3 separate regions of the Homo sapiens genome follow, and all the other regions are linked to region 3. The links are chromatin contacts, found by Hi-C or POLR2A ChIA-PET in ENCODE. All regions are on one chromosome and are shown on one strand. The core of a region is the stretch at or near the end of the contact, and the rest is flanking DNA. Distances in the headings are between cores, read along the strand shown. Region 1 has its middle 12 kb from the start of LINC01483. Region 2 overlaps ABCA6 (ATP binding cassette subfamily A member 6). Region 3 holds the start of LINC01152 (long intergenic non-protein coding RNA 1152).

Region 1 (3,175 bases), core at 322-2,821, 2.4 Mb before region 3:
GACTCAGAGAACTGGAAAGCGCTCCGTCAAGTAGAGGACATCTGAACTGGACCTTGAAGGATGTGAGTATTTCTGAAGACAAAGAAGGGAGATGTAGGAATTTGAGTAGGCAGATATTGAGGTAAGAAGGCATATTTAGGGTAAAGTAACCTTGAGCAGGCAGATATTGAGGTAAGAGGAAATATTTGGGGAAAGTGGTCTTACAGTGTTATTTAAATTGGGGATCTTTGTAAATGTACAATTGGAGACCATTGTATGAATGATCTCAAATGTCAAATGTCATGGCCAACAAATTTAGACTTTATTCTATGGCAAGTGGAGAGTGTTGAGCAGCAGAGTGTTATAATCAGGTCACATTTAAGGAAAGATTGGCTGGAATAGATCCTGAGATGAACTGGAGCTGCTGTATTAGACCTGGAGGCAGTGGGAAGCGAGAACAAATTATTGCATTTGTCTAGGTAGGAGGAATCCTAGATCGTATTAGGATATAAGAGAGAAAACATGTAAGAGTCATTTCAGTGGTTGAAGCAAGAGGACTGATTGAATTTAGAAGGCAGGGAAGGTGGATACATTGGAGAACTCATTGGAGTCTGGGAGTCTGGGAAAACAGTGACATCATTAACATAGAAATGGAAGGAAGGAGAAGGATAAAGAAAGATGATCAGTCTTGTTTAGTACATATAGACGTGGTATCTAGGACTAGTGGCACATTCTGGTGGAAATATTTAGCAGCCAGTTGGAAAGACCTTGTAAGGTAGCACTGCTCAAATCCCGTTGGGATTTAGTTTGTTTTTAAATCCATGTAGGCTAGAATCCTTCTCATACTTCTTGTACTCAGTATTTTTTTTTTTGCGCTATTCTCCTTAGCAGCATCTAATACCAGTTTTCCCCTTTGGAGGTTTGCCCAGTGGTGCAGTTAGGGAAATAATGATAATGATTCTGCCTCGTGTGTGTGTGTGTGTGTGTGTGTGTGTGTGTGTGTGTGTATTATAGCTCAGTCTATAAGGGAACGTGCAATCTTTAACTTATCTGACCTCTGTTTTCTAACTTGTAAAATACGATGAATAATAATCACCTTATCTATCTCCTGGAATAGTTGTGTGTCCAAATTAGAATGTGACTAAAAACACAATTAAAGTGCTATATAAATAAAATGAATCATTCTTATACTCATCATCAAAGTCCTTAGCGGATGTCTTTCGTGTGACTTTTAAACCCATTCTCCCATTGCTTCCTATAAAGTAGGAAATCACCCAATGAGAACTCCTTTTTTTTTTTTTTTTGGCATTAGCCTGTGAATCATAGACTTATTTCTTCTAAAGTGACAATTAAAAGCAAAGAGAAAGAAAGCCCAACTGCATAAACACATCTATTTATATTTTAAACTGAAAGTGCATTCACCCAAACCACAAAACCCCAAATCAACTTTTAGCTCCTTCCGAGGCCATGTCCAGTCCCTGGGCTCTCCCGGAGGTGAACTGCTGGGAAAGTGTGTGGGCTTCAAGCCCAGGATCGACTCAATGGCTTCTTCCTCTCCCCTCCCCACGCCTTCCCTCCAGCACACCTGTTTGCAGAACTTCTTCCTCTCTTGCCCAGGCATTTTGATTCTGGTCACGACCACCTGTGAAGGATGACGCAGATTTAGCCCTACGCACATCCTTGCCTTGTTGCTGTCTTCAGGGTCCCAAACTGGGTTGATTCACCCCACAGGACATTATTTTTAGCCTTTATCTCTTAGTGGTTTTGTTTTCTTTCCGCCGCCTTTTGACCTGAGAGCTGGAAATAAAGTCCGCCTTCCATAAAGACGAGAAAGTTGTCAGTCATTTCCTTCCTGCTCACATGAAAGGCCGGCCCAACGGAGCTTGCAGAAGACGCTGCAAGTTCCAGTTCACTGGGTCCTGAAAACACCCGCACTTTGGGAGTGAATTTCATTTCTTCCGTGTAGGCTAAGAAGAGAGGTTGCCTGGGCTAGGCAGCTGTTCTTTCAAAGGGTCTTGAAGATGCTCAAGGGAAATGCAATAAAAGAAAACCACATTTTCCCTCTCCTTTTGATCATGGTTGCTGAACCCAAACACCTGGGCAGCCTGCCTACTTTTAAATATTTGAAATAATTAAAAGAAATTCACAGGCAAAACGAGAAAGTATTGCTTTCAGCATGAAATCATATCACACTATAACATCATTGGACAGAAAACTTAGTTTTTACTATGAAATAAAATATGAGAAATTGCTTTGCAAATTTTGTAAAGTGCTAGGTATATTAAAGATCTCGAAAATTATAGTTTGTTTTTTCTGATTCTGAAATGAATATATATGTATCTATATATATTCAAATGAAATAGAAATATATAAAAATAGAAAAATATATGAGCATGCAGTATCTTTTTCAATATCGGAATTCATTTTTGGGCTATTATAATTCAACCACTTGCCTATTGATATTATTTTTGGAGAGGTATTATCAATATTAGTGCCACTAATTTCCTCCTACATTTATGAGTGAACTTTTCTATCATTATCATTCAGATTAAATTCTAAATGTGTAATTACTGACTCAAGGCATACACAATTAAATTAAAATTAAGTTATAGCTGATGAATGAAAATTATATATATTTATGGTATGCGACGTTTTGATATATGCATACGTCGTGAAGTGGTTAAATGAAGCTAGTTAACATCTCCATTACCACAATATACTTACTTTTGTTGTGAGAACATTTAACATCTACATCCTTAGCAGTTTTTCAAGTACACAGTATATTATTATCAACTACAGACACCCATTTCTCCAGGAAGACAGTACCAATTTACAGTTTCTACAAAGGTGTATATAAATTTCCATTTTCTCAAACTCTTGCCAACAGAGGGTTTTGTTTGCCTGCTTCTCAATCTTTGTTACTTTGGCTGTCCTATTTGTTATTGGGTAACTTGAGTATCTTTGTGTATATTTGTGAGCTATTTAAATCTGTCTCTCATGAATTGTTTAATCCTTTCCCATTGTTTTTTCCTGTGAGGTTATCTTTTACTAATTGATTGATAAGAATCACTTTCCTATTGGGTATTAATTATTTTTCTCTTATATATGCAAATATCTTCCCAGTTTGTCACTTGCATTTTTGCTGCCATACAATGTTTTTTTCCTTTGTTTTTAAGTGGCTAGGCATATTCATCTT
Region 2 (3,127 bases), core at 440-2,939, 2.9 Mb before region 3:
CGCAAGGACAAAAAACCAAACACCGCATGTTCTCACTCATAGGTGGGAATTGAACAATGAGAACACATGGACACAGGAAGGGGAACATCACACATGGGGGCCTGTTGTGGGGTGGGGGGAGGGGAGAGGGATAGCATTAGGAGATATACCTAATGTTAAATGACGAGTTACTGGGTGCAGCACACCAACATGGCACATGTATACATATGTAACTAACCTGCACGTTGTGCACATGTACCCTAACTTAAAGTATAATAAAAAATAAAAATAAAATCCAAAATGATTCATATTATGCAATTTTAACCACTCATTAAAGCAGTCGATATTTGTTATGGGACCTCTTTGCCTAAATTTTATTCATAACAGGGCAAATAAATCATTGAAGAGAATTCTGTGGTCATGATTTAATTTGGTAAGTGGTTGGCAGGTCAGTTAATCCAAGCATGCCCTCCTACCTCTTGTTCCACTTCCTTTAGATGAATCCCTTTTATTTTAGCAAACAGGCTGAGGTTTTCCTTCACGGTGAGTATGTCAAATTGAACATTGAATTGAGGACAGACGCCAGTTATCTTTCTGATTTCCTCCAAGTCTTGCATTTCAGAGAGATTTTTATTATAGATGGTAACTGATCCTAAGAATAGAAGTTAAAAATAAAATTGGCAAGATAATACATTCTATTAATATTCATAGATCTCATTTAAGAAAATATTGGCATATGTTCACAAATGTCTAAAATGATTTGTGAACTACTATTCTTGACATAAATATATGCTTATAGAACTGCATATATGTGAACACAATTTGTGAACTACTAATTATTCTTGTTACAAACATATGCTTATAGAACTGCACATCTACCCTGAAATATCACACAATGGAATAAAGATAATAATTTTTATAAAATTGCAGAAATATGAAGTATATTCAAAATTATGTAGCTCTTGGAAACAACTTTAGATAAACATTATTTCTCTTAAGCCATCAAATTTAAAATTTAAAATGAGAGGCATATGCTTGACCTCATTCTATTATAAGACATCTTGCCTTTGAGAAATTTCTTTTTACTCACCTTCTGTTGGAACAGACAATCCATTAAGAATATTTAGCAGTGAAGATTTGCCAGCTCCACTGTGACCCAGGATTGCCGTGATTTGACCTTCATATATGTCAAAGAGCAAGCCTATTTTTAGAACAAATTGTTAACAAATTATTAACAGTATAAACAGAAAGGCATTAGACAGGCCTGGTCCCAACATAGAACAAGGCTATTTAGTTTAGTGGCATATTTCTCAGCATTTCAATACTTTAAAATACACAATGATCAATATTTTCCTAATTGCCAAAATAATATGTGACAGAACTATAATAATTAAAATAATATGTTACTGGTGCAGGATATAGTGACCAATGGAACAGAACAGAAGTCTAATATGGACCAAAGAAAATATAAAAATAAAGATTAATAAAATGACCTTTCAAATGTATTAGAAAGATGGTTTATTTAATAAATAATATTGGGACAACTAAACAAATACATTAACAAATTTTATGTTTGTAATTTTTTTTTTTTGTTACAGGATCTCATTCTGCCACCTAGACTGGAGTGCAGTGGAGCAATCACAGCTCACTGCAGCCTCAATCTCCCACGCTTAAGCAATTCTCCCACGTCAGCTCCCTGTAGCTGAGACTATTGGCCCACGCCACCACACTTGGCTAATTTTTGTATTTTTAGTAGAGACAGGGTTTTGCCATGTTGCCCAGGCTGGTTTCAAACTCCTGAGTTTAAGCAATACACCCACTTCGGGATTTACAGATGTGAGCCACCATGCCTGGCCTGTAATTTTTAAATGCAAAGTATACGGTGTTTTCCAGGGTAAGAGGGAAGTGATACTGGCTGTTGGGACTGACCCACAGTAACTGGAAAAATTAAATAGAAGCCTCAGTTTCGTCATCTGCAAAGTGAGAGATATATTAACATGTCTTTCACAGGCCTAAATGTAAAATGGTACATGTAAATCACTTAGCATAGTTTCCCGCACACACCAAATCCTCAATGAAATCTAAGTGTTTATTGCTATTGTTGTCGTTGTCATTATTATTCATTATGTATTGCTTGTGGGAGTATGACTTTTTATGATTTTAGAGGGAAATAATTTGAAATATGAATCAAGAATCTTGAAAGTATGCTTCCTTTGAATAATTCTGCTTCTAGAAATTTATATTCAAGAAACAATTTATGACATTTACAAAGATTGAACAAGGCTGTTCATTCTAGTATTTTTTATTACACTAAAAATTGGAAACAAATTGAATCTCATACATTGGTGTGTTAATAAGTTAGTCGTGGTATCCATATAATGGAATGGTACTTAGCTTCTGAAAAGTAGGCCATAGATAAAAGATTTCAAAAGTGTGTCCCAAAGGTGTTGCAGATGTGCTCCAGAAACTAACTCCATGAGGAAGGAAGAGGAGGCTAAGGGATTGCAACTTCTTCCCTGATTTCCCAAAGAGCAGCTATACTTGGTTTGAATTCATAATCATATTTTTAATGTGTTGATGTCCAATGCTTTTAATTTTTTAAGGTGCTGCTATTTTTAAAATGAACAAAATTCTTAAAGAAGTTTTTTGTTTAGACAAAAAGAAGTTCATGACTTGATGAGTACAAAGGTAGTTCAAAATGTGCTCCAAAACTTTAAGTAATCAATTTAAAATTATTTCAGTATCTCCTGAGCTAACATTAAAGAAAGAAATCACAGCTCTAGATGGTATTTGATGAGAGAAACCTAGAGAGAGAATAAAATTGCTCATACAAATACATTAAATTCTCAAAGACCTAATCTAAAAGCAATGAATAAGACTGAATTAGAGGATGCTGTATTTATTAGAAAATACACGCAATATAAACACAATGGTCGGAGAACTCTACACTTCTGGAAGGTTCATGGCTCTTCTTTTTCAGCTTTTAAGGCTTCTGTCTTTTATAAAAATCATTTTTATCCCTCCTAAAAATTATTTTTAATAAAAGTAAATAGTCCTCCATGAAATCTAGCTACTCACTTTGATGTTTGCTTAAATGTCTGTTATAGAAAACTGTATGTTAGAATATTTTGTATCAAAATGTGTTTTT
Region 3 (3,226 bases), core at 579-3,078:
TGAACTCTCATAAACTATCCCCACATAAACTGTTTTTACTATTATTTTCAAAAGTCATATCCCTCACCCGCTTAAGGACAGCTTAACAGTTCTCAGTGCTTTAGAAGATGCCCTTATTCATCTCTATCTCAGGAGGGGTGAGGACCCAAGAGTTCCCTTCTAATGGGATATTTTCCCTTGCTCATTCCTTCTCAGAGACACTCTCTCAAAGGTTTGGCAGGGTCTGGTGGTCAGGGAAGAGTGCATCTTTACAGAAACATACCTTTTAAAAACAGTGTTCAGCCTTGTCCTACTCAAGGCACATGCTGGATATATGTTTGTTGAATGGCTAAGTCAATGAGTGAAAGAATGAAAAAGCCATACCTCTTTTACAATAAATTTGCATAGACGAATGAAAAATTAAAAGACTGTCAGAGACAGGTACAGCACAAATTGCCCCCACCTCAACTAGCCATCCCTTCAACTCCAACCCCTCCCACCACAGAAGATGATTAGGGTTTTTTAGGAAAAAAAGAGAAGCTGTACAGCAATGACACACCCCAAAGACAGCACACTAAGATTCCTTTGCTTTATATTGTTTATAATGTTTAACCTCTCTGGTGGCCACCAGTTCTTAAAAGCTCCTAAGCATTTTCACAGAAAATATAAGAGGAAAACCAGCAATAGTAACAACGTCAATGGTGCCGGCAGACACAGAAAGACTCAGAAAAATATGGAGGCTCTAGGATGCCTGATAACAAGTCTCATTTCCTAAAATGAGATCTGGGGACTGGAGAAAGTGTTATCAACCAAGACAAGGAATAGGATAGACATCAGAAGTGCCCAATTCCAACACATTTTCTGAGACTCCTTTCCTAGGCAAACCTGATGAATGTGCAGACATAAATAGATAGTCCTACCATAAATTGATCTCTTTTTATCCTAAGTAATCAAGGTCCAGTCATTTCCCTCAAGCTGGGCTTCTATTGCTCTCTCTGGAGATTCAGCATAAACATGTCCTTGAAGTTTTGCTCAGGTAGATGAAGGTGGCAGAAAGCATGCAGCTACTGGGGTTAGTGGCTGTCCCCTGATTAAGTGCAAAGGTGGAGACCCATAGTTTATCCCCAGAAAGTTTCCATGCTTTCCCCTGGCATTTTCTCTCAAGCTTTTACAAGCCTTGTTCAGGGAGTGGAAACTCATTTTAAAGGTAGTTTAGACCCACCCTTCCCTTAAGGGAAATTTCTATGCAGGGGGAAAGCAAGCAAAACAAAACAAAAGTTACACTTCAAAGCCTTACAAGATAACCACAGGGAGAAGGCTAAGTCCTCCCAGTTACTCAGCCCTCCCCTGTGCTAATTGCAGGAGGTAGAGCCTGACTGTATTATTATTTGCATACTTGATCAGAAGAAGGGCCACAGAAGGAGGTCTAGAAGCTCAGCTGGTGTTTGACTGACATCTTTTAGGACTTGGACCCCACCGCCCACCCCCGCAACCAACACCACCACCAGTCCAGGACCTGATGTAATATTGCCACAGACTGATTCCCGTTGCCTTTGATATGCAACCTGTGCCTACAGTCAGCTCTCAGGGCTAAAGAAAACAGTCAGCTCCTGCGGCATCTGATTTGCCTCCTGCCCTCGCTGCTGTTAATCTGCAACACGCCACAGCCTCTAGATCGCTGCCGTTCAGAGTCGGATGTCATGGGGGCGACTGGCAGGGGTTCTTTCTTCTTTCGGTTTGATACATCCTTCCTTCCGCTGCTCCTCGCAATCAACCGCTAGGGGAAGGAGGGAAGCAGGCAGGAGGGAGAGCGGGAGACTTCCGGAAATCCCTTTCCTCCCTTCCCTTCACAGGTTGCCCCATAGTGACCCTGGAGACTCCCGCCTGCCCCCAGTGAAGGAATTGGTTACTCTCCCAGAGCCCTCCCGGGCATCGCCCCCTTCCTCACTTCCTCCTCTTCCTGCCCCCAGCCTCTACCCCTCCAGCCTCCTGTGGCTTCACAGGCAAGTGCCGCATCCCAGGAAGAAGGAGTTGGAGCTCCGTGATGGTGAGCTTTCAGACTTCCCCCTACAACCTCCGCCTCCCCAAAGGCACAGAGGCAAGCAGTGGCTTCCCTGGTATCATTTGTGGATCTAGGAGCATGAGGGAGCTATCGAAGACGGCATGTAGCCTGTTCTTCTTTCTCTTAGTAAACAATAATATCTAAATGTGCTAGAGGGAAAATACTTTTTAATTTATACTTTAAAACTGGTTTAGATTTTGAATGTATAGTCTGTTTTCCTGGAGTCCAATTGTAACATGAACCCCAAACCTAGGAGTTCTGTTTTTATACATCAGGAAGGGGACCAACCCACTCACCCATCCACCCATCTTTCAACTCACCCACCCACTCTTGTTTATAACTGCATAGTGGTTTATTTTGCCAGCACTAAACTATGCAGCTTGTTTCCCCTTTGCCAGCCTCTGCAGACAGAAAGCAAAGGCTGATCATTCTCAATTGACATGTGCACCCCTACTCTGAAGCTACAGCTGGATGACACCTCAGACAAATGCACTCATACATAAAAGTTTTTCTGCATGTTTTCGTTTTTGATTCTTTTATTGGAAGCATTTTTATGGCTGGGAGGTAGGTGCACATCCATTACAGTGAGGGGTCAGATATTAGAATACTTACGGTGCTTATAATTTTAATAGGATCACCCCCCTCATCCCTCATTGCCAATCAATTTCACTCTGTTTCAGGGTCACAGATCATACCCCTAATCCTGGCCAGTTGTCTCACCAATGTGTGTCACAAGCGGCCTGGGGCAAGAAAGTATAGATGACCCAGCATAACCGTTGCTTCTATTGCAAAGGGTACATCCTACAAAGAGCAGAACACGATTAGAGGCAGGCATAATTGCAGGCACTAAATTAGCATGGGTCTCTCAGCCAGGGGCTAATCTAAGCCAGACCTCACGTCATGGCAGGCCATGAGTACATCGCAATTACAATTCAAAAGAAAAGAGAAAAATCACCCTTGATTCTCAAATGTTTATTTTTAACACGGCAGATACTTAGCAATTATATCAGAGGCTGAGGCATCTGGAGTAAGCAAGAAAGGTGATTTGGGTTAATAATCTTTGAAAGGCTAAAGGATTTTCAATGTATGTATAAGACTGAGCCCTGTGCATGCTCCCCATTCTCTCCCTGACATCAGCCACATCCACCCCACCTCTGCCGCTACACGTTGGTGCTACCCAAGGTC

What was found. Hi-C counts contacts between places; a loop is a spot of excess contacts on that map. ChIA-PET counts read pairs that join two places held with the same protein, here RNA polymerase II (POLR2A). Pooled maps may share reads with other maps.
Region 1: a map of OCI-LY7 shows a loop between it and region 3 (13-fold over the local background). The contact joins the enhancer-like site here to the promoter of LINC01152 in region 3. A Hi-C loop is called at or near these places in 1 of 168 maps with a recorded cell type or tissue (OCI-LY7), 1 of 37 single-sample maps with no recorded cell type and 3 of 50 pooled maps. POLR2A ChIA-PET finds 5 or more read pairs at or near these places in 1 of 52 experiments (OCI-LY7).
Region 2: a loop to region 3 is called in a pooled map, with 4 times the contacts of the local background. The contact joins the enhancer-like site here to the promoter of LINC01152 in region 3. A Hi-C loop is called at or near these places in 2 of 37 single-sample maps with no recorded cell type and 3 of 50 pooled maps.

The regions. Positions count from the first base shown.
Region 1 is chr17:69,579,945-69,583,119 of GRCh38, forward strand. No RefSeq gene overlaps it. Among named protein-coding and RNA genes, the nearest start is that of LINC01483, 12 kb to the right of the region's middle. Within about 2 kb of position 1,572, at least 3 of the 41 ENCODE cell types and tissues checked have a DNase peak (open chromatin) inside an H3K27ac peak, as active enhancers do; they include OCI-LY7, where a contact is called at or near this core.
Region 2 is chr17:69,114,307-69,117,433 of GRCh38, forward strand. ABCA6 (ATP binding cassette subfamily A member 6) reads right to left here. Exons shown (of 39, transcript NM_080284.3): 12 at 1,070-1,180; 13 at 456-631. Among named protein-coding and RNA genes, the nearest start is that of MIR4524A, 16 kb to the left of the region's middle. Within about 2 kb of position 1,690, at least 6 of the 41 ENCODE cell types and tissues checked have a DNase peak (open chromatin) inside an H3K27ac peak, as active enhancers do.
Region 3 is chr17:72,028,826-72,032,051 of GRCh38, forward strand. It overlaps LINC01152 (long intergenic non-protein coding RNA 1152), which reads left to right and starts at 1,829. Exons shown (of 3, transcript NR_110132.1): 1 at 1,829-2,026. RefSeq lists an enhancer at 954-1,724.